2 separate regions of the Homo sapiens genome follow, and region 1 is linked to region 2. Evidence: chromatin loops called from intact Hi-C (ENCODE). Cell type or tissue: HCT116. All regions are shown on one strand.

Region 1 (2,500 bases), 470 kb before region 2:
ATTTCACTAAGTCCTTTGATGCATCAATACTAAAGATGTGTGGGAAACTTAGCTGACCTGGACCAACAGAGCAAATGAAGTAGCTTCACAAGGGCATTGGCTGATTTTAAAAAAAAAAAAACACTTTTTACGTGCAATATCTACCTTAAAAAAGATGTATTAGTAAACAGAGCTGAATTATAAAAAATTCTTTTCACTCCAGCAAGCCTCAAGTACCCAAAGCTGACAACAGATGACTCAGTGAGTAAAATAAAGGCAGAACAAGGCAACAAGGACAAGTAAGACTTTAAGTGAGTAAAGGAAATGAAGAACTACAAAAATACCTAATAGATTTTAGGTTTATTGAAAAATGTATCTAGGGAGATTGCTTAAGTTATATTTCATGTAGTCCATATTTTGTTTATTTATGTCCTGCCTCCTTCCTAAAAAGGATTGGAAACTGCTCATTTATTCTCTGTATCTGGTGTGAGATAACATTTTAAAGAAAAGATTACTGTTTCATTCTTAATCTCCTTCCTCACAAGTTCTCCAACCATTAAAAAATTTCAAACAGGATAAGGAAACGACATACTTCTCTTATGATAAGTTTTCCCATATCCAGAAAAATCTGCCATTTTAATAACTATTTTTTATCAATCTTAGAGATCCTCCCAGCTCCAAAAAAACTGGGTCGGTATGTAAACATTATGTTTGTAGTTGATGGCAGTGAAATTGCACAACGAAGCGTCTTGCTTTATTTCTAATTTTAAAAGTATATGTGAAACTTTAAAAAAGAAGTCTCCAGTTTTTGAAAACAAGCTTCCTTTTCCATGTCCTTCTAGGCCTTGGCCTCGTGCATACACATTTTACATACATGCACCTCTTGTGTGCAATTGTTTCACTTAACATTGTATTATAGGCATTTTCCCCACATTGTTATGCATTTTAACTTTGAAAATTTAAATTGCCATTTTTAATGGCTACATAATTGTCCATAGAGTTGCTGTATCATTAGAATACAGGAAAAGGAAGGCAGATATTTGAGCAGATGGCCACGACACAGTTCAGGAAATGAGTCACATCACTGTTGTTTACAGTGTGCTGGAGCACTTCATATTCCAGGGAGAGAGGTCTGGCCCTGAAGAGTTGATTACTGTAAGGGCTTATTTATCTGAAACACATAAGATGGAAGCTGTCCTGGTCTCAAATTTGTTTTGAAGCCACTCTTTATTCATTTCCTGTATTAATATCCTTCAAGGGACAATATGTTCTGCAAAAAGCAGAGTGAACACCTGAAATGAAACAACTCATCCCTGCATTCTGCACAGTGGCTGGGCTGGTAGGTGTGAGGGCTAGGGGCCTCCCGATGCCCCAGTTCTCTCTCTCCCTCTCACACACACACGCCACCACCACCAGCACTTCAGTGGAGTTACAGTGTACAAGGCATATAGAATATGAGGCAGCAGCAGAGTGTAGTGGCCACGAGCATGTAGTCTGGAACCAGAACTTGACACTCGTGTTCTTGCATCTTAACCTTTAGCATCTGTAAAAATGAGGTAATAATAATCACTTAAAGTCTTACTTGTCCTTGTTGCTTTGTTCTACCTTTATTTTACTCGCTGAGTCATTTGTTGTCGGCCTTGGGCACTCGAGGTTTGCTGGAGTGAAATTGATTTTTTATAATTCAGCTGTTTACTAATAGATATTTTTAAAGGTAGATATTGCACATAAAAAGTGGTTTAAAAAAGAGGATAATAATATCCTCATCCTATGGAGTGAGGATAACGTTCACTCCATAGGGTTATGGTGGGGATTGAATAAGGTAATATCCATAAACATAAAGAATAGAATTTGGCACGTGGTAAGCGCCATGTCAGTGCTTATTACTATATTTTCTTGCCACTCACTTCTTTTTTTTTTTCTGAGACGGAGTCTCACCCTGTCACCCAGGCTGGAGTGCAGTGGCGTGATGTTAGCTCACTGCAACCTCCACCTCCCGGATTCAAGCGATTCTCCTGCCTCAGTCTCCCAAGTAGCTGGGACTACAGGCATGTGCCACCACGCTTGGCTAATTTTTGTATTTTTAGTAGAGATGGGGTTTCACCATGTTAGCCAGGCTGGTCTCGAACTCCTGACCTCAAGTGATCCACTCACCTCAGTCTCCCAAAGTGCTGGGATTACAGGCGTGAGAAACTGCACTTGGCCTCCACTCACTTTTAAGGACAGCAGAGCAGAGGTCCAACTGCCAGGACAATAACTGGGCATTATCACCCCTTTGATAATAGGAAAGAATACACTTCCCTGTAACATCCTGACCACTTCTATCTGTGTCCCATAGAGAGAAAAATGACACTTATTTTACAAAAATTTTAACCCAGGGACAATATGTGAGACCCTGTGTGTACATTTTAAGCCCACAACTAAAGAACCACTCCTGGAAGTTTAAGCCTTGGTTTCGACTTCAAGCACATAGTGTGAGTGATACTATTTAGTTAGTACAAGATTCTCTCACCACCATTAC
Region 2 (2,500 bases):
TCTTCCACAGACCTTTGCAACGCTGAGGTCAGGAGGTCCCCCTCATGAACCTACTACCAGGGTTCACTCTGACACACAGAGCTAGGTGGAGTCTGGGCAGAGCCACTGATCAGGGTCCTAGGAGCCTTTGGTCCCCGGGCATCCCAGGATTAGCAGCCACAGCTCTGGCAAAGGGGTAGGTTAGGCTCCCTTAAGGGAAAGGGGCTGAATCCAAGGGGCTGAGCAGAGACAGTCTGCAGGCCTCACTTCCACGGCACCTGGTGGGGTAAGACCCACTGACCTGGAACTCCAGCCACATGTGACCATGGTAGCAGCTCCACGCCTCCCTGAGAGGGAGCTCCCGGAGGGAGGGGTGGGCCACCATCTTTGCTGTTTTGCAGCCTTTGCTGTTGCTGCCTTCAGGCACTGGAGAGCCCAGGGTGATGAGGGACTGACTGGCCCCCCGGCACAGTGCAGCTGCCCTATAAAAAAGCATTCAGATCGTTTTTTACATGGGTCCTCCACCCCATTTTTCCTCACTGGGCAAGACCTCTCAACCTGGGACTCCACCCACCACCCCCGGCAGTCCCCTCACCCCCACCCCCTCCAGGGCAATCGGGCCAGTAGCAGCTCCTCGCCTCCCTGGGGAAGAGCTCCCAGAGGGAGGGCCGGCCTAGAAAGTCTGTTGGGACAGGGGATGGTACGGACCCCTAGCACAGAGCAGCTGCCTCACGGAAAAGCGGCAGGACTGTTCCCCTCCCTATGCAGGTCCCACCCTCACTTCTCACGGACTGGGGGCCGCCTAACCTGGGACGCCAGGACAGCCACCCTGCCTGCGGAAACACTTCAATCAGAGGCAGCCCAGCATTTCTCCCAGGAAGAAATGCCGGAGTCAACCTAAGAACAAAAGGCCTAGTCTCTAGGCTGGGACCTCCAGCACACAGCAGCCACCATACAGAAAGGAGTCTAGCCCGTCTTCCCGGGGAGCCCCTACCCTGCCCTCTCCACCAGGCAGGGCCGCCAGCTCGGGATCGCAGAACAGCTGCCCTGGCTGAGCGCACCCACTGGCAGTGGCTCTGGGTGTCCCTGGGGAGAGACTCCCAGAGGCAACCGACAGCCCCTCTGTCGCGGCCACAGCAGCGGTTCTGCCCATGCTGTCCTTGGTCTGGGGAAGAAACAAAGAGCCTGGGGGCTCATTATACTTAAGTGCCACCTAGTGGATCAAACCCCAAACTTCAACACCAAAAATACTTTGCAAACATAACCCACTGTGAAACCAACAAGAATTCCGCTACAAAGACCCTGCACAAAGCCTCACCCTCTGAAAACATCCAGAAAAGAAGTCTATTGAGTGTACTCAATCTACACCACAGTTAAAGGAACACCCACATGCAGAGATGAGAAAGAACCAGGCAATTCAAAAGACCAAAGTGTCTTCATTCCTCCAAACAACCTCTCTAGTTTTCCAGCAAGGGTTTTTAACTGGGCTGAGATGGCTGAAACAACAGAAATAAAATTCAGAATATGAATAGGAATGAAGATCAAGATTAAGGGAAACATCAAAACCCAATCAAAGGAATCTAAGGATCACAATAAAACGATTCAAGAGCTGACAGACAAAACAGTGTAAAAAAGAACCTAACTGATCTGATAGAGCTAAAAAATACACTACAAGAATTTCATAATGCAATTGCAGTAGTAACAGCAGAATAGACCAAGCTGAGGAAAGAATCTCAGAGATTGAAGACTGGCTTTCTAAAATAAGACCATCAGACAAAAATAAAGAAAAAATAATGAAAAGGAATAAACAAAACCTCCAAGAAATATGGGATTATGTAAACAGATCAAATCTATGACTCATTGGCATCCCTGAAAGAGACAGGGAATAAAGACAGGAAAATGGCACAAGCAAATGGAAAACAGAAAATATCAAGGGTTGCAATCCTAATTTCAGACAAAATAGACTTTAAACCAACAATGATCAAAAAAGACAAAGAAGGAAATTACATAATGGCAAAGGGCTTAATTCAACAAGAAAACCTAATTATCCTAAGTATATATGTATCCAACACAGGAGCACACAGATTCATAAAGCAAGTTCTTAGAGACCTATGAAGAGACTTAGATTCCCACACAATAATGGTGGGAGACTTCAACATCCCACTTACAGGATTGGACAGATCCTCGAGGCAGAAAATTAACAAAGATATTCAGAACCTGAACTCAATACTTAACTAAATGGACCTAGTAGACATCTACAGAACTCTCCACCTAAAAACAACAGAATATACATTCTTCTCATTACCACATGGCATATACTCTAAAATTGACCACACAGTCAGGCATAAAACAGTTCTCAGCAATTTTTTAAAAATCATGCCAATTACACTCTCAGAGCAGAATGCAATAAAAATAGAAATCAAAACTAAGAAAATTGCTCACAGCCATATAATTACATGGAAATTAAACAACCTTCTCCTGAATGACTTTTGGGTGAATAATAAAATTAGAGAAGAATAAA

Evidence for each region. A loop is a pair of places that touch in the nucleus more often than their neighbours do. Peaks named below come from ENCODE experiments on the same cell type or tissue, not always from the same donor. Only the 100,000 strongest peaks of a DNase experiment are listed, where the experiment ranks them.
Region 1: it touches region 2 in a loop (3-fold over the local background); 6 of 110 quality-filtered maps call a loop at or near these places.

The regions. Positions count from the first base shown.
Region 1 is chr14:56,332,398-56,334,897 of GRCh38, reverse strand. All of the region lies in intron 5 of LINC02284 (long intergenic non-protein coding RNA 2284), which reads right to left. Among named protein-coding and RNA genes, the nearest start is that of LINC02284, 23 kb to the right of the region's middle. In HCT116, no CTCF peak of the experiment used is centred here; a DNase peak (open chromatin) is centred at 1,058.
Region 2 is chr14:55,863,659-55,866,158 of GRCh38, reverse strand. No RefSeq gene overlaps it. Among named protein-coding and RNA genes, the nearest start is that of LINC00520, 68 kb to the right of the region's middle. RefSeq lists an enhancer at 211-711. In HCT116, a CTCF peak has its summit at 1,204 (motif pointing left); a DNase peak (open chromatin) is centred at 1,190.